Linked DNA regions of Homo sapiens: all the other regions are linked to region 3. Evidence: chromatin loops called from intact Hi-C (ENCODE). Cell type or tissue: heart right ventricle. All regions are shown on one strand. Links, peaks and the distances in the headings refer to the core of each region. The heading gives the core; the rest is flanking DNA.

Region 1 (7,872 bases), core at 992-5,991, 81 kb before region 3:
TGCTCTCATGGGATATCCTATTCCCCAAATCCCAAGTCCTTTCCCTTCCTTCAATAAATGGCTCCTGAAATTCTGCTTCTTTTGAGAAGAGAAAAAAGTGTTGTCAATAAGAGAAGCCTCCTCCCTACCACCTAAACCTAGTGCTCCACACTCTGTCCTGCATGAAATGTCACCTGTCAGTTTATAAAATGGAAGACACCTTCTATGCACATCTCATGGGTTAATTCAGTGCCAATCCCCTTGAGTGCCAGTCTCTGTGCACTGTCATTCTTTAAAGGGTCTTGCTATGGCCAGGTGGTGGTCCCTTTAAATAGCCATCTTGGCATCCAGGAAGTTTCTGACACTCCCTAATGTGACCTCTCCCTCTATCTGGCTCTTTTTTGATTCTTTTCACATCCCATGAGTTTCCCACTATCCTCTACTGCAGTGGGAGCACTCTGCTGCTGTGGCAACAGCCATTCCAGCATCAGTTGATAAAACCAGTATGTGCAGAATGGTTCCTCGAGTGATTCCTAAAAAGAGAAGGACCTGCCCTGTCACATTATCTCCAAACCCAGCCCTGAGCCCCTCCCACTCGGCCATTTACCCCTTCTCTAGAATGACAGGCTTCAAATTGTCCTCTGAAGAGAGATTCTACCATCAATGATCAATGAAGAGGTTATGTGATGAGGGAGAGGCCTGGCTGGGCAGGCAGTGGGTGCTGGTGAAGTCAGTAACCAAGTTTCTAAAGGGGAGGTGCAGAAAGAGGCTGGTTTGGAACATGAAAGTCCCCAATCCTCAGCGCCCCAAAGACCAGCTCATCATCCCACTCCTCTTTCCAAAGTCATTGGTAGTTTCTGGAATGGCGATAGGATGAGTGATTTGACTACATCTGTTGACAGATAACTTAAAGCAATTTGAGGAATGAAGATGTAGGCATACAGCCAAGGAGACGCATGCTGTGTGATATCACATTCTCACACCCCTGTGATTAGAAACGGATGTAACCCAGGTGTCTGTGGGGGGTCTGGGGAATCTGTCAGTTGGGACTGTGTTAGGAGAACTGGGGGTCAGGGAGAGCCAAAGAGAGGAGAGGGTGGGAAGGCTGTCCCCAGCTCATTGACCTTGAAAGGTGACCTTGGGGCCTGGCTTGGTGGCTCATGCCTGTAATCCCAGCACTTTGGGAGGCTGAGGCAAGTGGATCATTTGAGGTCAGGAGTTCGAGACTAGCCTGGCCAACATGGTGGAACCCTGTTCCTATTAAAAATACAAAAATTAGCTGGGCGATAGTGGCACATGTCTGTAATTCCAGCTACTTGGGAGGAGAATCACTTAAGCCTGGGAGGCGGAGGTTGTGGTGAGCTGAGGTTGCACTACTGTGCCACAGAGTGAGACCCTGTCTCAAAAAAAAAGAAAAAAAAGAGAAAGAAGGAAGGAGGGAAGGGAAGGGAAGGGAGAGGAGAAAGGGAGAGGAAAAAGAAAGAAAGAAAGAAGAGAGGGAAGAAAGAAAGAAAGAAGAGAGGGAAGGGAAGAAAGAAAGAAAGAAAAAGAAAGAGAAGGAAGGGAAGAAAGAAAGAAAGAGAGGGAGGGAAGGAAGGAGGGAGGAAGGAAGGAAAGAAAGAAAGAAAAGGGAAGAGAAGGAAGGGAAGGAAGGAGGAAGGAAGGAAGAAAGAGAAGGAAGGGAAGAAAGGGAAGAAAGAGAGAGAGGAAGGAAGGAAGGGAAAGAAGGAAGGAAGGAAGAAAGAAAGAAAGAAAGAGAAAAAGAAAGAAAGAGAGAAAGAGGCCAGGCACGGTGGCTCACACCTGTAATCCCAGCACTTTGGGAGGCCAAGGCGGACGGATCACGAGGTCAGGAGATTGAGACCATCCTGGCTAACACGGTGAAACCCCTTCTCTACTAAAACAAACAAACAAAAAATTAGCTAGGTGTGGTGGTGGGCGCCTGTAGTCCCAGCTACTTGGGAGGCTGAGGCAGGAGAATGGCGTGAATCCGGGAGGTGGAGCCTGCAGTGAGCCGAGATGGCGCCACTGCACTCCAGCCTGGGCGACAGAGCAAGACTCCGAGAAAGAAAAGAAAAGAGAAGAGAAAAGAAAAGAAAAGAAGGAGGGAGGGAGGGAAGAAAGGAAGGAAGGGAAGAAAGAAAGAAAGAAAGAGAGAGAAGAAAGGGAAGAAAGAGAGGGAGGGAAGGAAGGGAAGGAAGGAGCGAGGGAGGAAGGAAGGAAGGAAAAGGAAAGGGAAGGAAGGTGGAAGGAAAGGAGGAAGGAAGAAAGAAAGAGAAGGAAGGGAAGAAAGGGAAAAAAGAAAGAAAGAAAGAAAGAAAGAAAGAAAAAAAGAAAGAAAGAGGCCGGGTGCGGTGGCTCACACCTGTAATCCCAGCACTTTGGGTGAATCACGAGGTCAGGAGATTGAGACCATTCTGGCTAACACGGTGAAACCCCGTCTGTACTAAAACAAACAAACAAACAAACAAAAAATTAGCTGGGTGTGGTGGCGGGCGACTGTAGTCCCAGCTACTTGGGAGGCTGAGGCAGGAGAATGGTGTGAACCCGGGAGGCGGAGCCTGCAGTGAGCCGAGATCGCGCCACTGCACTCCAGCCTGGGCGACAGACCAAGACTCCGAGAAAGAAAGGAAGAAAGGAGGGAAGGAAGAAAGGAAGAAAGGAGGGAAGGAAGGAAGGAAGGAAGGGAGGGGAGAGAGAAAGAAAAAGAAGGAAAGAAAGAAAGAGAGAAGAAAGGGAAGAAAGAAAGAGGAAGGGAAGGAAGGAGGGAGGGAGGGAGGAAGGAAAAAAAGAAAGAAAAGGGAAGGAAGGAAAGGAAGGAGGAAGGAAGAGAAAGAAAGAGAGAAGGAAGGGAATAAAGGGAAGAAAGAGAAAAAGAGAGAGAGAGAAAGGAAGGAAGGGAAGAAAAAGAGAAAGAAAGGAGGGAGGGAGGGAAGGAATGAAGGAAGGTGACCTTGGGAGAAGGGGAGATTTGCGGGAGGGAGAAGGGGGCACATGAGCCCATACTTGGCTTCCTCCAGGGTTAAGGGCAGAGCAGGGGAGGTTTTTCTTGATTTCTGGGACCACAGTCAGGATCTGGAGAGCAAGGGCTGGGAACCCAGCCACATGGCTCTTCAAGCCTAGCCCACTCACTCTGGACCAGCATGGAGTTGTCACTGCCCAACTCAGTGACAAGCATTTTCTATACGTTTTCTCTGCTTAGATGCCTACCATAAGGTCTCCTCATCACCTGCCTAGCAGATGCCAACACCCCTGCCTTTGTGGAAAGCCCTCTAGCCATTGTTCCCCACTTCTTTTTGTCCTTTTCTCCACCATGTCATTCCCTCATGTCATTCCAGCTATCAGCAGGGACTTTTTGAGCACCCAAAACATGGGACTTCTTAAGCAACCCAAAGCTTTACTTCCAGTGAGATGGGAGCCTTGGTAGGCTGGGAGCAGAGAGTGACATGACCTGGCTTCCCTCTTGAAAAGGCCACTTTGGCTGCTATTTGGGGAGCAAATTGCTGGGCTCAAGGGCAGAAGCAGTTGCAGTCACCCAAGTGAGAGATGATGGTGGCTTGGAACTGGGCGGTGACTGTGGTGGTAGTGAGAAGTGGTCAGGCTCTGCATATATTTTGAAGCTGTTAGAATTTGCTATTGGCCAAATGTGGGTGTGTGGGAAAGAGAGGAACCAAGAATGTCCCCCAAGGATTTGGGCCTGGACAGCTCTAAGATTGGAGTTGCCATCAAGCAAAATGGGAAGGCTTCAGGAGGAGCTGGTTTTGGAGGTAGAATTAGAGTCCTCTCTTCTCCCCGGCCCCGCTTGAGGCCAAATCCGCCTCCTCTAGGCCGCCTTCCCTGACTCTCCCCACGCAGTTCACTGCAGCCACTTTAATCATTTCCTAATGTTCAGGGCTGTCATTCGTCATTCACCTATTGGTGCTTCCCAAGGATTCATCTTCAGTTGAACTTTTTCTCAAAACCCATCCCAGCTCTGTGCACACAGTGGGCTCTCAAAAATATTTGGTGAATGACGATTGATTAAATGAATGAATGCGTGACTCGGAACAGATGTGTAGGGAATTGTAAACAGCAGTGACCTCTTAATACCCCGTGGCAAGACACAGTGCAGCTGGTGTGTGGAATGGAAGCCAAGCTTCTGGGATGGTGGCCCAGCAGCATCTTTTCTCCCTTCCCTGAAGCCCTGGGCCAGAGTGAGGCCAGTAGACCCTTGCCTTGCTCCTTTGAAGGAAGCTCCAGTTCTTCAGAGGAATGACCTTGGGGCATTCAGGGCTGAGACCCTCTTCTGCCCCTAAATCTCTGCTCTGTCCAGAGGCATGGGGATAGTTTCACCACACTTCTGGGAGACAGGGGGAAAAGTGGGCAAGGTATCCTCACAGCCCAGGCAGTAATCCCAGCTGGGACTTCAGCCCCATCCCCCACTCCCACTTGCTGAAAAAAAAGGAGACACTAGACACAGTGGTCCAATATGGATGCTCTGAGTGGCTCACACCTCCAGGACCTCATCCAGGAAGACTTCCTAGATTGGTCCATTAGCCCAGCCACTGCCTTTGCTTCTCCAGGGCATTGGTAGTTGAGATATTTCTGTGGACACTGCAGGTCCCCGGCTCACCCTCTCTGGCCCCAGAAGACTCCCTGAGTTCAGTGGTTGGGGATTTTTCCTCTGGGCTACAGATCAGGTGTGTGGGCTCCAGAGAGAGATTTATTGTCTTCCTGTCTATTGGGGAAAATGAGGCAGAGAAAACTAGAGGCTGGGAGTGGAGCCAGAGGTCATGGGCCTCGGTCTGCCCTCTAGCTCAACCGTCTCGGGGGAGCTTCCAGAAGGGTGGGAATGCCGAGAAATTCTAAGCTACAACTCACATTCCTTGGAGCTCACAGCTGCCTGGACACAAATTTCTACACCAACAGGGCAAGGATAGAGCAGGGATGAGCCTGCCCACCGTGTGAAAGGACAGGGTCGGAAATGAGGTCCCTTAGAAGGAAAACAAGTCACCTCTAGTCACACAAGTAAACAAGACCAGAGCCTGAAGCCCATGTCCCCAGCTGGAGGCCGGGGCCCCCCAAGCTGGGATGGGGACGGGGCACAGGCTCTCCCTTCAGAGGCAGGGTTCTCGGGGCTTTGTCGTCCTGGAGGGAGTGGAAACTGGTTGAAGGCTCTTGGGAGGGCCTGTTCCAGACGTGGGAGGGGAGGATAGGGGCTGGAATCCAAAAAACTGGCCCCTCCTTCAGCCAAGGGTTTCTCAGCTAGAAAGTCAGGGGGCTAGGGAGGTCTGACTCAGGGCTGGGCTTCTTCTTCTCAGGGCTGGACACTTGCTTCTCCCAAGTGTCCCGGCCCCCAGGCTAGAACACAGGACTTCTATTTCTCGTGACTGGTTTCTCAGCAGAGGAGCCCTGGCAGTGCACAACAAGGCACGGGGTTTCTCCTTCCCCTCCTTGGGGAGTGGGGTCCAGATCTCCAAGCATTGAGACCTTCCTTCTTTTAAAGCCAGAACTCCATGATGTCCTGCAGAGAAGCATATCTCTGACCTGATGACCTCGCTGGCTTCCCAGGAAAGGACAGTCCCCTGGCCTCTGCTATCTGGCTGCCTTAGAGGCCAGTGCTGGCCAACACGCAGTACTCAAGCCCTTCCCCACTCTGGCTTCACCTGCTGACAACTTTGACCTCTAATGCTTTCCTCTAAATGCCCCTGCTCCAGGCCTGACCCCACCCCTGCACCTTTGCTTTGCTCTGCCCTTTTCCTGAATGCCTTCTGTTATATGAATTCAAATCCAATTCTCCCCTCAAGGCCCAGCTTCAGAGCCACCTCCTCCAGGAGGCCTTATGACTACCCCATCGCACACCGCTCTGCCTTTCCTACCCACTGATTATAGTCAGGGGCTGGGTACCCACATTCTGCCTACTTATATCCCACGGAGATATCCTCTTCTGCCAGCTGAATTGTTAAGTGCCCTACATAGGTTAGTTAGTAAGGGCTCACTGATCCTTGCTGAACTGAAAGACAGGGGATCTTACAGTTACTAAGCACCTCCTATTGCCAGGGACCCTCTTAGACATGTAATGTTCATCATTTCATAAAAGCCTTTGAAGCAGGGGCTGTCATTATCTTCATTTTATAGAGACATACACTTGCCCAAGACCACACAGCAGGCTGCTGGTGGAATCAGAATTTGAATATAGGTCTGTGTGTGTTCCACATCTTCCCATAACTTCATGCTATTACCATGCAGCTATTTCTAGAGACTTGCTTAATATAATAACTGCATGTGATTCCAAGACATATAGAACCCCACAGCAGGAAAGTCTGGGATCCTGGCAGAGAAATGGGGACTGGGTATTAGAAGGGTGAGTGAAGAATGGGAAGGAGGGCCCTGACTCTCCTGCCTGTCCTGCTGAGGAGCTCCTGTAACCCAGACATCTGCTGCACCTGAAGTCTGCATGATCTAGGACTGCAGTCACATTAAGACTGCCCCACAGAATCCTGGGAGTGAGAATGTGGCAGAGGAGAATCCTTCAGACAGAGCTGGTGGTCTGTAGCAACACCAGTCGCTTCATAGCTCAGCCCCATGACCTATGTCCTGGGGTCTTGGTCCACTTTTAGTGGACCTGACAGTCCCAACAAGTCAGGGTCTTCTGAGGACTTCCCTAATGTCAAGCCTTGGGGGTTCTGGGTTGTCTTCTTGATTTGCTATGTGGCCTTAAGAGAATATATGCAGCTGGTCATCTAAGAAATTGGGTGGAGGGAGGAGCTAGAGAATCTCTGCTCCCTCTGCTCAGGGGCTTCTAGTAGGGAAAGGCAGAAGAACACCTAATCTAGGGTACTCTGTCTGAAACTGTACTCATTTAAAATCAGATCCCTGTGCTCCTCAGGCTAATAAAGAGCCCAGGATAAGAAGTCCAGATGTTTCCCACATGTGCTTTTCCTGTATGTTGCCATGGCAACTGTCCCATACACACCACTGGGGTGGATATTGCACACTGGGCCTCAGCAGAGCTCTGCACCACCCAGGTACATCGCCCTTAGACCATGACCCACCCAGATCAGTTGTCATGGCAACTGCAGGCCGGTGAGGGAAAACTCCAGGCAGGCAAAGGAAGGAGAGGGTAGGGTGTGTGCCTGTGGCTGTGCCCATGTGTTGGATGGGGACAAGCAAACTCCTTGTGTGAGCATGTGTCCTTCGGGATGGGCAAATCTAGAGTTTAATTTGACCTGTCCATGAAGAATTGGTTGTTTTAAGGTCATTAAATCACAACACTAAGAGGGACCTTGGAGATAGTCTTACTCTGTAATAAATCCTCTTAATTCACTGTGGGCCACACAAACCCAAAAACCTGATGAGGAAAAGCACAAGGCCCAAACCTGTGGTGACCTTGTCAACACAGTGATGACATCACTACCCTAGAACAGAACTTCTTAATCTATGTTCACAGACTGGATTCTGGAGGTCCACAGTACCAGCCATCAAACATAAGCCAAATACTGTGAATATGTCCATTTATCTGGGGGGATATATTGTAATATCAGTCAAATTCTTAAAGAGATTCCTGACTCTAAAAAAGTAAAGACAACTGCGAAAGTAATGAGAAGCTTTTACCCATCTTAGTCTGAACCAGCTGGGACAGATGGTTTAAAGAAACCTGGCCTTCTTACTACCCTAGAGAGAAAGATATTCCCATTTTGTGGCTGCACTCATTTTCTCAGTTGGTACTTCTGTGCTTTATTAGAGTTTTGTTAGGTTTTTGAATGAGGTATTAAACCTCACAGAGGAATGCCATGGACTCATATTTCAATGAATTTTAATAGAATAATCACTGGCAATTACTTGGCATATAAAAATTGCTCTGCAAATGTTAAGAGTATTCATTGGCGTGATAGGTGGGAGTTCCAATGCCAT
Region 2 (7,872 bases), core at 992-5,991, 95 kb before region 3:
CCTACCCTCTCAGAGGGCCAACCTCTGGGCATGGAGGCTGAAGGAGTCCTCTCCCTCCATCCATCCCATGTGGGCACTGCATAGGCTGCAAGAATAATCTTCCCTGGAGCAGACAGATGTGAAACTTGAGAGGCCCTGGCTGGCTGATCTCATCGATCAGCAACATCTCCAAGGACCAGCGGGCACAGGACTCTTTTGGGGATCCTTTGGGGACGAACTTTGATTGGTCTCTTCCACTCAAATATCTGCTCAGAGCCTACAGTTGAGTCCCAGTGCACTCCATGTCGGATCAGCCATGATCCCACCCCAACCTGTTTTTCTGATCTCATCTCCTCTTTCACCACCTTTTCCATCTCTCTAAGCCAGACAGGACTCATCACTACCTGCCATTAAGCCCACAGTTCCTCCTCCCTTCCTTTTCTAGTTTTTTTTACCTCTACTGCCAGAATCTCACCCTTCTATCAAAACTCACATCACTTCTGTAGCATGTCCCCTCCCCACCATCTCACATGTGCCCCCACACACCCTATGCACTGATGCCAATTCCAGCTGGCCGAGCCCTCAGTTGCCCTTTCTGGCTTCTTCGCAGCATGCTGCATTCTGCTTGTACTGGAATGAGCCTGGACACTTCTATCTCCTCATCCAGCCTTTCAGAACCTAGTAAGCAGGGCCCAGAACTTCAGTCTCAGGAAGCACAGTGCTCTGCCGACACTAACTTCTTGACAAGTTGCTCCTGAATTAAATGGAATCAGACTCAATGTTTGAGGGAGTCTTGAGGCTCCTGGAGGCAGGTTACCATAGGGGTTAAGTTTAAATCCTAGCTCTGTTGCTCGCTTGCTTTACTGGCTTTGGGCAGATTACCTGTATTCACACAGGGTCTTGATCTATTACCCAGGCTGGAGTGCAGTGGCGTGATCTCAGATCACTGCAACCTCCACCTCCCGGGCTCAAGTGATCCTTCCACCTCAGCCTCCCAAGTAGCTGGGACTACAGGTGTGAGCCACCACTCCTGGCTAATTTTTTGTATTTTTAGTAGAGACAGGGTTTTGCAATGATGCCCAAGCTGGTCTCAAACTCCTGAGCTCAAGTGATCCACCTGCCTCGGCCTCCCAAAGTGCTGGGATTACAGGTGTGAACCACTTTCCCTGGCCAGATTACCTGTATTTCAGTGCCTCAGTTTCCTCACTTGTAAGTGCCAGGATCATAGAATTATTGTGAGTATTAAGTGATGGGCCAGGAGAAAGCCCCGCCAGGTGCCGTGGGTCCCCGGCAGGGAGCCACTCTGAGATGCAGACAGTGAGGTCCAGGTGGAGAGCTGGACTCCACTGGGCCCGTGAGTCAGGGTGAACAGGTCAGACATCTCCTATCAGGTCTTGTTCCAAAGAAGAGAAATGGAAGAAAAATGGAAGGAAGAAGCAAAAGCAGAAAGACGAATGGAGCATAGATAGGTGTCTGACCCCAAATATAAGAAAGGGGATCCTGGGAAATGCAGGCTAGCTTCATCTGTAAGCATCCAGAGAGCAAATTCAGACTCATGGGTAGAAATTCTCAGAAGACAGAATCAAAGCTCAACAGAAGAAATATCTTTCTAATAATGAGTGCTTTCCTGGAAAATAAGGTAGTGAGCCCTCTGTCACTAGGAGAGTGTAAACAGAACACCCACCTGCCTATGATGCTATAGTGGGATTAATTTTGGCTTGAGGAACAAGAACAATGACTTTCACTTACCAAGTGATTGATACATGTTATTGATAACCATTAGATTACTGATTCTTTTGATTCTTGAGCTTTTCATTTCCCCCTTGGGATAATCAGGTCCCAGGAGCTCCTAGGAAGCAGCCTCAGTCTGGGGATGTTGGAATCCTAGACCCCATGACAGTTTAGGGATCCTACAGAGAGAAGGCAGGGCCTGCTGGGTGGCTGCCAGCTTCCCCAAAAGGGAGGGGCCTGGTTAGTGGGTCACCAAGGGCAAAGGGGCCTGTGTCCTCAGAGTCTGAGGAGTAACCAGCACTTACAGTGCTTTTCTGGGAAAGAAGCCAAGGAGTCCAAACCCCAGCGGGCTCTGCCTAGGGGTCTGTTTGGGGGAAGCTGTTCCACCAGGGTCATATTTCAGACTCTTTTAAACCTGCCCAGCTGTTACATATACATGCACGCAAATGTCCCTTCAGTATGTGCATATGTGCTGCAAGCCGGTGAGTTTGTTTACATGCACTGATCCATGTGAACACATGCCATTCACTGCACACTTAGTCTTCACACCCTGACACCCAACCTCACCCGAGTTCTAGGGGTTTGTGCCATGTGCCATACAACCTATTAACCCAATAGCTCTCGTCATACTTGCCTCAGTCTTGCTTTCTCAACATTCGCTATCTTCCTGCTCAGCCCAAGGTCGTAGTTTATGAGCCCAGCTCTCCATGGAAACACCTGGAGCTTATAACATTCAACCTTTCAGACCAGACCACACCCAACAGCAACACCTCAACTGGATAACCTTGACCACAACTCTGAGATTCCATAAGAACCAACGCTGGGAACACACACAGCATACTGGGGCTTGGGACTGCACTTGTCCCTGCTTTCCACACCTCTAACTCACAGGAGAAAGCACCCTGAGAAGCCCAGAGTGAAAGCTGTCGCCCAGAAATTAGAAGATGCTGTGGAGAAACCACCCACTCCAGTGGCCCTGAAATGTATCATTGAGATGTCTAAAATAGATTCCAGGATGGCTCAGGCCAAGGCCCAGACCCTGCCGAGCCCTGGCTGCCTTGCTGAGGTTTGGCTGGAGCTGAGTTGGAGAAGTGTGTGTCAAACACGCAACATACAACAGCGCTGGCAGGGAGAGCCTGGGGCCTGCTGGAGCCAAAGCTCTTAGGGGGTGAACCTGGAGATGGGCTGCTCTCCATGCCCTCCCATCTCTACCTCAGCACCAGAATGGGCTGGAGCAATCTGGAAACTCCCAATGGGTCCTCATTCTCCCCTAATGGGAGCTTCCCACCTATGCAACACACCCCTCCACATTCCAAAGGCATCAAGTCTGAGAAAAAAAAAAGGTGCTTATAGAAGGTGCAAAGCACCATGGTGAAAAGCGGGTCACCCTGCTTATCCCAGGCACACGCTGCTGTGCCCACACTGGACAGCCATGCCAGACACACCTTAAGTGCAACTCTGCTCCTCCCTCAGCCTCCAGATGGGAGATCAAAACAGTTCCTGGGGCATCTTCCCAGTCTGCCCCCGATCTCTGTGGGTCAGAAGGAAGCAAAGACCTGCCTTCATTGAACAAGGGGGAGCTGAACCCTGAAGGCGCTGGTGTCCTGCTTCCTTCAGGAGGCCCAGTCCCCAGAAGCAGCAGTGTGGGGGAAGGTGTGGGAGGTGATGTCTGCCTCCTATAGGAGGGAACCTGCCCACGCAGGGCCAGTGAGCTGGGCCTGGCCCCCCCTACCTCCCCACCCGGCCCTTCCTGTGCATGAGAGAAAAGGCCGCAGGCTCTGGGACATCAAACACATCTGGGTAATCCAAACAGGGTGTGGGGGGAGGTCAGCCAGCGCAAATGAGAAACATGTGGCGTCCATTTCCCCTTGTTGGCTGGCTCAGGCTTTCCAGGCAGAGGGAGAAGGCTTTGGGCTTTGGGCTTTGGGCTTTGGGGAGGAGAGCTTCCTGGTTGGGCCAGGAGAAAGACCAGCCAGGTGCTGTGGGTCCCCGGTAGGGAGCCACTCTGAGATGCAGACAGTGGGGTCCAGGTGGAGAGCTGGACTCCACTGGGCCCGTGAGTCAGGGTGAACAGGTCAGACATCTCCTATCAGGTCTTGTTCCAAAAGAAGAGAAATGGAAGAAAAATGGAAGGAAGAGGCAAAAGCAGAAAAGACGAATGGAGCATAGATAGGTGTCTGACCCCAAATATAAGAAAGGGGATCCTGGGAAACGCAGGCTAGCTTCATCTGTAAGCATCCAGAGAGCAAATTCAGACCCACGGGTAGAAATTCTCAGAAGACAGAATCAAAGCTCAACAGAAGAAATATCTATCTAATAATGAGTGCTTTCCTGGAAAATAAGGTAGTGAGCCCTCTGTCACTAGGAGAGTGTAAACAGAACACCCACCTGCCTATGATGCTATAGTGGGATTAATTTTGGCTTGAGGTAGTGGCTCAACTAGACAATTTCCATTCTAGGATTCTATGAAATCTCAGGGAAGGGTGAGGGAGATGGAGCGCTCTGCAGAGAGAAAGGGACTTGGCTATCCAGGAAGACATTGCAGTGTGCTGCAGAGGTGGCTAAGCTGCAGTTATGGACCCTGAGGGCTCTGCTCAGCCTGCTCCATACAGCACTGGCTCTCCCTTGCACCACGTGGAGCAGCTTGCACCTTCACCCTCAGGGTCAGAGGCTGTGAGGTGCGGTATATGTGTGTGGAAGGATAGCTGCAGAGAAAGGCAAGATTGGAGGTCAGCAGAAGGGGAAGGATCTGGTGTTGGCAGCTTGTGATGGGGGTGGGTGGTAGGGGGTGGGAGGTAGGGGGTGGGCATTTGCAGCCACAGTATCAAATTGGGCAGAGAAAGTGGGAAGGGGTGAAACAAGAAGAAAGTGTCAGGAAACATCCCAGGACTCCAGGTGACTTGGTCCTGCTACCCATTCAATGCAGGTCTAGAAGGGGCCTGTGGCCTGGGGTTAGAGCCATCAGTGATGGATGGTAAAGGGTATCTCCCTGGGTTGGCTTAAGGTTCAGGGAGCCAGAGTAGCTCTGGGTACTTCTCCTCCATCTGTACCTTCTCCCCAGGGCAGAGGAACTGCCCCTAGGACCTACTTATTCATCCATGCGGTACTCTCAGAGGCAGAGCCATGGGCTGTGAGTCAAAGCCAACAGCTTTTGACTGCAGCAGTCAGAACAAGGCAATGCCCAAAGGAGAGGAACATGACCTGGGTGGGGGCCCAAGCCTAGCCTTGGAAGAAAACTTTCTGGACACGGTGAGAAAAGAAATATTATTGGTACCAACCTGGAGGAAGGCAGGAGGCCTCACAGCTCCAAGGTTTTGTGCCAGTGCCTTCTCTACACACATACACACAAACCTGCAGGCTGCTGCACCTTGCCACAGCCCTTCCTCCTGCCTGTGATTCCACAAGCATCCTCCATCACTACTGCTGCTGCCCAGAGGAAGGGCAGGAGTGAGCTTTGTCCTCACTCTCCTGCTAGGCCTCAGGGAATCTGAGGGTGCTGGATAAGTTTCCACATATCACCTATCTGTTCTGGGTGGCAGTTCTTTGGAGAATTCTCTACCCACCCCAGCCCCACAATGCACTGAATAAAAAGGAAAACGAAGTATTTGTGAACACATTTCTTTCTCCTGCTACTCAAAGTATCCCAGAGCACATTCACTGGAGCGACCCCCTTGCACTGCCCCTCCCCCCCAAAAAATTCACATCAATCAACTGGCTTAGAAATGAATAGCTTCCTGCCTTTCTTCCTCATTTCTACTTGGCCTGCACTTCAGAAGGCCTAACTGTTGTCATGACAACCGCTTGTGTGGGTCCAGACACCTTTGAGATGAAGAGGGACTAGGAAGTCCAGGTTCCTGGGTTCTTTTACTCCCTGACCTTGGGCAGTCTTAGCTGTCTCACTTTGCCCCCTTTTCCTGGAGGACAGAAGGAAGGAACATGAACACCTGGAGTGTCAAAAGACTAGTTTTGCTTTGAGATCCTCAGGTCCAGGGAAGATGAGGTAGGAAGATTTGGGGTGTTACTATAGTACAGACAGTCCCCGACTTGTGATTGTTCGGCTTCTGCTTTTTTGGCATTATGATCACATGAAAGTAATACATTTGGTAGAAACTATACTTCTAGTACCCATACAACCATTCTGTTTTTCACTTTTAGTATAGTATTCAATAAATTCCATGAAATATGCAACTTTATTATGAAATAGGCTTTATATTAGATGATTTTGCTTAACTGTAGGTGAATATAAGTGTTCTGAGCACGTTTAAGGTAGGCTAGGCTGAGCTGTGACGTTCGGTACGTGAGGTGTATTCAATGCATTTTTGACTTACAATATTTTCAACTTACAATGGTCTTAACGGGACATAACCCCATCATAAATTGAGGTGCATCTGTATTCTATTGCGCTGTATTAATACAGGCTCTCTTTAAGCCACTTGGAACATTTTCCAGGTCTGATCACCTTAATCTACACCCCCTTCCCATCCCTAGGGGGTAAGGATGAGCCATGGGAGGGTCTCTTCCATTCACAAATGAGGAAACTGAGTCCCAGAGGGGGTCACAGAGCTTAGGACTTCTACACAGAGAACTCAGGAATGCAGCCTCCAGCTTAGCCCCCAGACCCAGGCCAAGGGCCTTGTGGCCTTTCTTCCGGAGCCAAACTGCCTGATGTGAGTATCGGGCCAGGGTCCAGAGGCATCTAATTCCTGGAATTAGCCCATTTGCCCTCGGTACTCACTCCTCAGTCTTCCAAGTTGCTAGGGTTCCCCAGTGGGGCCCTAGTTATTTGGCAGCTTCCAAGGTTAGCGAAGGGACAGGGAGCCTGCCTAGACCATCTGGGACCCCAGCTGATTTCTGGGAAGGGGATGATCAGGTTTCAGTCCTTCCCTCTTATTACAGAAAGGCTCTGACTTGAAGCTGCCTCACTCCCACCCCCTCCCTCCGCCTCAGAAATTGATTCTTGGCAGCCTCTTGGATCTAGGATGGTACTATGGAGTGAACATAACTGGACACTGAGCCCCACTGAGGTGGGGACAAATGCCCAGTGTCTTCAATCACAATCCTGAAACATCAAGTCACCATTCTTCTCCCCAGAGGCCACCCTGCTGTACACTGAGGGCCTGTCTGATACCTGAACACCACCATCATTGGCTCTGGAAGACGAATTCCCTCTGTAGTTCCTCTCCCTCTACCCCTCCCCCAGGCAGTCTACCCTCTGCCCTTCACACAGGGAAAAGCTTAGTTTGGAGGTCACCAACTCCCCTCCTTTCCTCCCTACCACTGTTTGACACCAGGCTCTGCCTTGCTACAGCCTGAACCAACTCCCCACCCCCCAACTTTGGGTCCTCTCAGCTGGAGACAGGCAGATTTGGGAGTTTCCACCCTTCTCTCCCCACCCCAGAGAGCTAAGCCCCTCAGCCCTCTGTAGGGTCATCGAGGCAGTTCTGGTGGCCCATACCCAGTAGACATAGCCTTGGGCAGGTCCCTCTGCCTGCTGACTCTTCCTCTCTCAATCAGGTCTCCTAGGAAGAGCTGCGACTTAGTCCTCAGGAGATCAATGTGGAATCTCCCTTCCACCATGAACTCATAGATGCCTTTAAGGCCCTCAATGCTTTTGACTCTGCATTTCCCCAACTGGGAAGTGGAGGTGTTCTCTCCTCACTTCCGAGGTTACTGAAAGTGTCAGTGTGCTTTGAGAAGTGACAACTGCTAAGCAGGAATAAGGGACCACAGCTCAGCTTCTCCTCCTCTCTCGCCCTCCCTGCACCTGCCCTCCTCCCCACTCCTGCCCCTCCTCCCATCTCCCTAGCCAGCTCAGACCTGTTTGGCTCCTCTTGAGGAGCAACTAAGAGGGCTTCAATGGGCAGTCAGCTTCTGGGACAGTGTGAGGGCATCCAGGTCTGGAGAGGACCCAGACCAGCTAAGTTATCCCCAACAAGTAAAGCCTTGACCCTGAAAAGGGTTCTGTGCCTTCTGCTATTCTGTGCCCCGATACTCCCTTGCCCTCCCTCGCCAAGTCCCTCTCTCAGTCTGACACACACACACACACACACACACACACACACACACACGGTCCCTTCCTCTCTCACCCTGCTTTCAGTCCCTCAGCAGGGCTCTCTATCACATGGGCCAGTTGCATTTTGTCCATATCCCTCCTTGGTGCCT
Region 3 (7,872 bases), core at 1,084-6,083:
TGGCCTCACAAAGTGTTGGGATTACAAGTGTGAGCCACCACTTCTGGCCAGGAATTTACGGTCCAAAGAGAATCGGATCCCAACCAGATCTGCCTGCCTGCAAAGCTTCTGCTTGTCAGGGCCACAGCATTCTGCCTTCGCAGGTCTTTCACATGTTACCTCATTCTACCCCTACAATAACACACTGAAATAGGGATCCATGCCCTCATTTTGCTGATGAGAAAACTGAGGCTCAGAGAAGTGGGGTGTTAGCCAAAGGGCCCCCAGGTGGTCATATCAGGCCCAGAACTCAAGCTCCTGGCATCCAATTCCAGATTCTGGGTTCTTCCTTACCTCTGATGTGGAGGGATCCTGCAGGCTTTCCTTGCTGTACCTGTGGCACTTGAAGCAGACATGTGGGGTACCCCACCAAGCAGTGTCTTGGGGATTGTGGTCTCGTATGCTTTTCTCTGGGCCCAGTTCCAACATCTCCCAGAAAGATACATCTCCCAGAAAGATACACCAGAAAAAAAATCGTGTTGGGTCAGTGGCACCTGTGGGACGAGTTAACGCCCCCTCTGCCATCCAGGCTGGGTCCCGGCGTCCGGACGCTCTTCGAGGGGCTGTTTCCTGAGGACAAATGTTTCCTGCTGCCGCGGATGCACAGGGGGAGCGTGACCAGGGGCAGCTAGCCCTGAGTCGCACCACCAGCTTGCTAAGCATGTCTGCACCCTCTGACGATCCGGTCACCTCTTCATTAGTCTGTAGCTTCCCCCACACATCCTCTCTTAGGACTTGACAAAAGGCCAGGATATTTCAATTGGGAGGCTCAGGCCACTCTAAATACTCATAACCACCCACTCTGGCAAAAACTATTTACTATGCGTGTTCCTGTGCATTACCTCACTGATTCACCCACCGTCCTAGGCTGTTATCATCCCTACTTTTCAGAAAAGGAAACTGATGCTCAGACAGATCCCGTGATCCAACAGCATCCAGGATCTGGACTGAGGTATTGGACTTCTGGTGACTCACTGGTTCCCTACTGACAGGCTCTGTAGGCAGGGCCTGCCCCACCCCTCCCTGCCTGCTCCCTTCCATCCACCAGGCCCAGGAGAGAGCACCAACCGCCTAGAAGTACCCTGCAAGCTAAAACAGAAAGAGATGCCACATTCTGCTCTCATACAGTCCTAGAATGACCTGCTTAATATTATATCTTAAGCTCCACTCAGAAGGAAGCTTGGAGCTTTCAGAAAGCAGTTTCAAAAGTGATCAGTCCTGCCGGGATCCTTTCAGACCATACAGTGTCCAAGGCAAAGGACCACTGCCCACCTGGGCCTGGCCCACTAACCCTGTCCTGCCCAGGGCTCAGGAGGCCCAGCTGCTGAGGGGTTGCTGTGATGGAGGAGTGAGTCATGGGGCCTGGAATCTGAAGCCTTCCAGACCTTCGCCCATCCCAGCCAACTTCACATCTGCCATCCAGATGTCTCCACTTCGGAAATGCTTTCTACCAACTAGGACCCAAGGTCGGGGGGCATACTTGACCTTAGAAAAATACCTTCAGGTTGGGTTTGGTGGCTCATGCCTGTAATTCCAGCACTTTTGGGGCTGAAAGGCCAGAGGATCACTTGAGCCCAGGAGTTCGAGACCAGCCTAGGCAACATAGTGAGACTTCCCAACCCAGCTGTCTCTACAAAAAAAAAAAAAAAAATTAGCCAGGCAAGGTGGTGTGTGCCTGTAGTCTCAGCTACTTAGGAGGCTAAGGTGGGAGAACCGCCTGAGCCCAGGAGTTCAAGGCTGCAGTGAGCTATGATGGTGCCGCTGCACTCCAGCCTGGGTGACAGAGCAAGACCTTGTCTCTAAAAAAACCGAAAAATAAATAGGAATAAATAAATAAAAAATACCTTCAGAACCTCCTTGGTCTCCTTGGTTGATTCTCAAACCTAAACCTAACTGGGTGCCTTTGTTCCAACCATTGATAGTCTCATGCTGTGACCAAGCTTACTGCCTAAGGGCCCTGAACATGGGGGATCTGATGGAGGAACAGAGCCCCAGCCTGCAGGGAGTTCCCAGGCTGATGGGCAAGGCACAGTTCCTAATCTCATGGAGGCCCCAGGCTGAGTAGGGAACACAGCCAAACACAGCCTTGTCCTTAACCAGATCCTACACTAATGGAAGAGACAGAACCCTGCCCCCAGGAAGCCTACTGCCTAATAGGGAAAAACTTCTGTATCTGTGGGGAGCTTCCAATGTCCAGAAAAAAAGGACTCAGAAGAAAAATCTAGAAACATGGATAATGGAAGTGAAGGAAACTAACTTTTATTGAATGTCTAGCATATGCCAGCTACTATACAGATTTAATCTTCTTTAATTCTCACAATTACCTCATTTACAGTCAAGGAAACTAAAGCACCCTGGTTAGTTACCCAGCTAGTAAGTAAGTAAGTAACAGAATCAGGATTTGAACTCAGATCTGTGCAGCTCCCACATCCTGTTTTTGCGTAACACCATGTGTGATGGGGCAGATTCGTTTACCTTCTTTTCCCACATCACCCTTTAGGCTGGGAGCTAGTTCTTGTTTCCTGTTGCAAATCACCATTCTCACAACACTAAAAATTACTACACTTAGGACTACTTCATTGACTGACAATATCCCACTGTCCCAGCAGCAAGAGGGACTGCCGACTCTGTCCCTTTAAAATGAAGAGAAGGACTCACAAAGGAGCTCCCATCCTCCACTAGCAAGGGGTCCCACCCACCACAGAGGCAAGCTGTGGTCAAGGCAGGGGCTTCTTGGGGTCTCATGGAGAAAAGGTTCAGAAATCAAAGCCCCACCCCAGGTTGGTCCCAAGCCAGTCACTGGATGAACACACTCCCTGGTACCTGTGGAAAGAGTAGCGACTGCTGCACGCCACTGGAAAGCCTGTGGTGGTGGCAAATGCAACGGAAATGCTGACTATGTTCCCTGAGCCCACTGTCTGCTTTGTGGCACCCAGGGCTGGCCTGGAATAGCAGCCTGGCCTTCCCGTCATTGTGCTGGAGCTCTGGGAGGTCTCGGCTCATGGCAAGGATCCACAGATCCCAAAGCCTTCTGTGGCTCCTCAGTCCCAGGGAAGGGGCTCTGCAGAGACAGGAGATAAAAATGCTGCCACGCAGCAACAGAGATGCACATCTGTACAAACATCAGTGTCTTTCCACGGGAACAGTGACTTGGGCATTGAAGGACTGGGAGACAGGATTTCATTAAATATCCTGTTTCTCAGGGCCTGCTGTGGGGCAAGAGCTCTGGCAAGGAACCTAGGGTCCATTGCCAATTCCAGCTCCTCCTCTGCTTCTCTCTGGCACCCCAAACACCCCGGATGCAGGGTCACTGGGCTCTTGCCTGTTGGTCACCACACCAGGATGGCCAAGGCTAGACCACTAGTAGTTTGGGATCTTCAATGGGGCAAGTTGTTCTGGCCTGGCAGGAGGGATATGCTGATGGTGGAGGGGAAGCTGGCGCTGGCTAAGGGGTCCATAACCCAAAGGGAAGAAGATTCCATAAGAAGCAGCAGCCAGGCTGAAAAATTATTGACCTTTTGCTCTTGCCATCAAATAGCATTCTAGCCTGTCCCATACTCTATCACCCAAGATCCTTAATGGGTTTTACATCCTGAAAAAAATGAAAGTTACATGAGAGAAAGCAAGAATCTTGGTTTTTGTTGAGGAGGGGTGTGGTTTATAGAAGATGGAACCTAAATCAAGAATAGGAGAGTTTTTTGATACCACCCAGCAAGGCAGAGGCAAACACAACACAGAGAGACAGATACGGTTCTGCTCTTCCCATCCTCTGAACTTCCTCGGCCGCCCTACCCTGCCTGGCTTCCCGCACAGTGCAGGACTGCCCCAGCCTGAGCCTCTCACCCCAACTTTCTTCCAGTCTGAGAAGGAGGGGACACGTGCCTGTGGGACCTGCTTCCTTAGCCCACAAGATGCAGAGCTGCGAGCTGCCTGCATAGGAGAGGAGGGCGTGGGGATCGGGCTGGGTTCTGCTGGGCAACTGCACCCTCTGGTGGCGGCAACAGGAAGATGCAAGGCCATGCAGACAAAGGCCGAACCAGATTCTTCCTCCTTCCCAGAATCCCTCTACACCGCCTTTATTAAGCACCTATTGGCGGATGGCACGGGGTTCTGTCCAAAGAGAAGTGGATGGACACTGCACTGTTCTTAAGGGCTGCTAAATGAAACCTGCACAGGAGAAAGGAGGCTAATCCTTCCACAGCTCTGGGCTAACAGGCCTTCCCTTTCCTCACACTCCAGCTTCAGCGATCAGTGCTTCAATGGACAATTTTGCTGCCCTCTGCCCACATGCATGGCACCTCGACCATCATCTCGGACAAAGCTTCTCACCTCCATCAAAACCCTGCTCCCAGTCGTAACTCTAAGGACCCTCAGCCTCCCCCAACCTACAAGAGACTTAAAAGCAGCAACTGTTGGAAGAGCACTGTTCCTGGTGGTTTATGTGCGAGTCTCCAGTGTCAGATCCTCCAAGGGTGTGCTTCTGGTCTCTCCAAATGGATGGGGAGCTTCTCAAGGGCAGGAAACATTTATTGAGCATCTATTTCATAGCCAGGCCCTTTATAACCACAATTCATGGTAGCCTCTCGGCAGGCCCGTAAGGACCATAAATAACCCCCAATTTACAGAGGGGAAACGGGCTCCAGAAGGCCAAGAGCTATCAACAACCCCTTTCCATATGCCTGGCGCTATGCTAAAGGTGTTATACGCGTTATCTCCTTCAATCCTTGTGAACAAGGTTATCCAATGAGCTAGGTTAAAATTATTCCCATTTTACAGATGAAGGTGTTGGGGCTCAGAAAACGATACCCCATAATATGGCCTTTTGACATGCTGAACTAAAGAAGCAGACTCAAGGTACCTCTGACTTCCCCCACCCCAACTCCTGCCTCTCAATCATCCATCTTTCTCAAAGCACAGGATGAGACTATTCTCTGGAATTCTCTTATCTCCCTAGAAGCCAGACCCCAAAGAGGAACACAATTGCTTTTGATTCCTTCCCTGAAGTTTTATTAACCATAGAAGATTAAAATTCATATCACAGAGGAAGAGACTGAAAATTAAACACCACACCTGTGCCGGGCGCGGTGGCTCACGCCTGTAATCCCAGCACTTTGGGAGGCCGAGGCGGGTGGATCACGAGGTCAGGAGTTCAAGACCAGCCTGACCAACGTGGTGAGACCCCGTCTCTACCAAAAATACAAAAATTAGCCAGCGTGGTGGTGTGCGCCTGTAATCCCAGCTACTCAGGAGGCTGAGACAGGAGAATCGCTTGAACCCGCGAGGCAGATGTTGCAGTGAGCCGAGATTGTGCCACTGCACTCCAGCCTGGGCGACAGAGCAAGATTCCATCTCAAAACAAACAAACAAAAAACACCACACCTAGATCCCAGACAAATTTTGTCCCAAACCAGTGTTCGTTCTTTGGTTCCATTCAATTCCCAAAGAGAATGATTTACTAACCATTATCTGAGCACTGGGCTCATTCATTTCCCCGAAAAATCACTGCCTACTCTTCAAAATGGCCATATGGCCCGCATTTCCCCTTCCCCTATGTAGAAGGGTATATAAGCCTCTGGACCTCACTGGGTTATGGAGTGACCATTCTCCTGTGATTCCCATGAGCTTATGCACGTTAAATAAGTTTATCTGCCTTTTATCTACATATCGTCAGTTTATTTTCAGTGAAGTTTCAGAGGGTGGTGGGAAAGCTTTCCCTTGGCTCCTACAAAGCACGAAAACATTGAGGGGATAAATAATATGCACGAAGTCGCACAGCTAGGAAGAGGCAGCAGGATAGAAACCCAGTTCTGTTTCACCCTTATTCTTATCCCTGGTTTCTGTTTTTGTTTTTTGGAGTCCAGGCCTCCTCCTTTCTGCCCCTCCAAGCCCCTTGCGCAGGGTTCCATGCACAGCTCAGTCACCGCCCAGCACATAGATGGCTTCCTTTCCGCAGCCCCTGAGGAGTCCTTTCGTCCTTCTACAGCCAACTCCAGAAACTACATAGAGTGCTTTCTTCCTGTCTCTCTTCATCCCTTCCACTCCTATTGGAACAAAACCACGTTTGACATTTCTCAGCATTATTACATTAAACAGGCTGGATCTCAGCCAGCTATTTCTGGGCTTTAATTACTTGTTCTATCTAGCCTAAGTGGTGTGGGCAAGCCGGTCCTCAGTTAACCCACCTGAAAACTGGGAAGATCAGGAACTATCTCCTAGAATTTGATTACCAGCCAAGGACGGTGCTAATTTGGAGGTGGTAGTTAAGTGTTTTGGGGAGGCTGGGTGGTTTCTGACTTTAATTCTCTCTAAGACTAGCCCAGGGGAACCTCTGGGGCCACAGTGCAGCTTTGTAAGTGATCTCCCCATGGGGAGTAAATGTCCTGGAATCAAGCCCTAAGGCAGGCCCCTAATTCCTTGCATGTGTGATTGGGCACACAAGCCTCAGGACACGTCTGAAGGCTGTCCTGTGGGCTGTGCTGAAGGACATTGGACAAGCACATCCCCCAACCCTTTGTCTTTCTTCCAGAATCTCTTGCATTGTTTCACAAAAGGAGCAGCACAGAAGTTGAAATTCACCCAGGCACCTCAGAGGGCATTGGGCTCCTGCCTCAGGTACTAATTGCAATCCAATCTGGCTGAATGATTGGGGCTGAAATGTGGCATTTCACCATCACAGTTGGTGCCGTGGGAATGCATAGAAATCTTCAACTTGACACCAAACTGGACTTCCCTAGGGCTTCCTAAGAGAAACAGTAGATCATTTTCATCTCAGCCCCCTCCAAGCCTTAAGTGGGGGCCCTGTGGTCTGGCAGGATCATGGAGTCAGGGTTCCCGGGACCCTGGCTGACTCATCTTCCTCCTTTGCACCAGAGACGAGTCTACTGGTCTGAGCTTTTGCCTGAGATATTTGCCCGTAGAATTAAGCCCCTGTTTTTACAGGGGGAACACTAATGATTTTCTAGGGCTCTCCATTGAGAGGTCACTTGAGACCCGTTTTCCACACAGGCATTTGGAGGATGGTGCTCTTTGCTGGTGAGGAGAGGGGCATTTCTCCAGAGAGGGCCCCAAGGACTGGTGGCAAGCCTCTATGGAGGGGGCAGGGCTGGTCCTTAGACCTCTGCTGCTGGCCCAGGTTGGACTAAGGTTGGGGCTAGGACAGCAGAGGGGAAGAGTCCAAGTATTTTTCTCCCCTTGCCTGGAAGGCCCCCCAGTTCCCTCCCCTCCAACCCAGTCTTTGCCTGACTTAATTCCTGCAAGCCCAGGAGGAGGAATTCACCTCCCAAGAGGCCCTTCCTGCCCCTCCAGGGGTTACAGTCCCTCCACTGTCCCCCCACTGTCCTGAGCTATTACAACTGGGGTGTAATCACTGGTTTGCTTACCAGACCTTTTTTTTTTTTTCTTTTTTGAGACAGGGTCTTCCTCTGTCCCCCAGGCTGGAGTGCAGTGGTGCGATCTCAGCTCATTGCAACCTCTGCCTCCCAGGTTCAAGAAAGTCTCCTGCCTCAGCCTCCCGAGTAGCTGGGACTACAGACACCCACCACCATGCCCGACTAATTTTTTTATTTTTATTTTTTGTAGAGATGGGGACTCTGTATGTTGTCCAGGGTGGTCTCAAACTCCTGGGCTCAAACAATCTACCCACCTTGGCCTTCTAAAGTGACAGGCATGAGCCACTGCTCCAGGTCTCAGACTATTTTTTATAAAAGAGCGTTATACTGTTTGTCCTTAGCACCTAGGACAGTCCTAAGCTGTGGCTAATATCTAGTGAATGAATGAATGGATCAGTGAATTAATGAATGTGGCATTTTCAATCCCCACTTTCGGACCTGAAAT

The links. Hi-C counts contacts between places; a loop is a spot of excess contacts. Peaks named below come from ENCODE experiments on the same cell type or tissue, not always from the same donor. Only the 100,000 strongest peaks of a DNase experiment are listed, where the experiment ranks them.
Region 1: a loop joins it to region 3, with 2.6 times the contacts of the local background. A loop is called at or near these places in 33 of 110 quality-filtered maps.
Region 2: a loop joins it to region 3, with 2.3 times the contacts of the local background. A loop is called at or near these places in 27 of 110 quality-filtered maps.

The regions. Positions count from the first base shown.
Region 1 is chr1:201,636,962-201,644,833 of GRCh38, reverse strand. All of the region lies in intron 4 of NAV1 (neuron navigator 1), which reads right to left. It overlaps LOC124904482 (a long non-coding RNA gene), which reads left to right. Exons shown (of 2, transcript XR_007066789.1): 1 at 1-7,872. Among named protein-coding and RNA genes, the nearest start is that of MIR5191, 79 kb to the left of the region's middle. In heart right ventricle, for the core only: no CTCF peak of the experiment used is centred there; a DNase peak (open chromatin) is centred at 4,103; H3K27ac peaks cover 3,392 bases.
Region 2 is chr1:201,651,029-201,658,900 of GRCh38, reverse strand. All of the region lies in intron 5 of NAV1 (neuron navigator 1), which reads right to left. Among named protein-coding and RNA genes, the nearest start is that of MIR5191, 65 kb to the left of the region's middle. In heart right ventricle, for the core only: a CTCF peak has its summit at 3,393; no DNase peak of the experiment used is centred there; H3K27ac peaks cover 2,384 bases.
Region 3 is chr1:201,555,990-201,563,861 of GRCh38, reverse strand. The region is part of intron 1 of NAV1 (neuron navigator 1); the gene reads right to left. Among named protein-coding and RNA genes, the nearest start is that of NAV1, 21 kb to the right of the region's middle. In heart right ventricle, for the core only: CTCF peaks have their summits at 3,818 and 4,035 (motif pointing left); DNase peaks (open chromatin) are centred at 1,461 and 4,001; H3K27ac peaks cover 4,124 bases.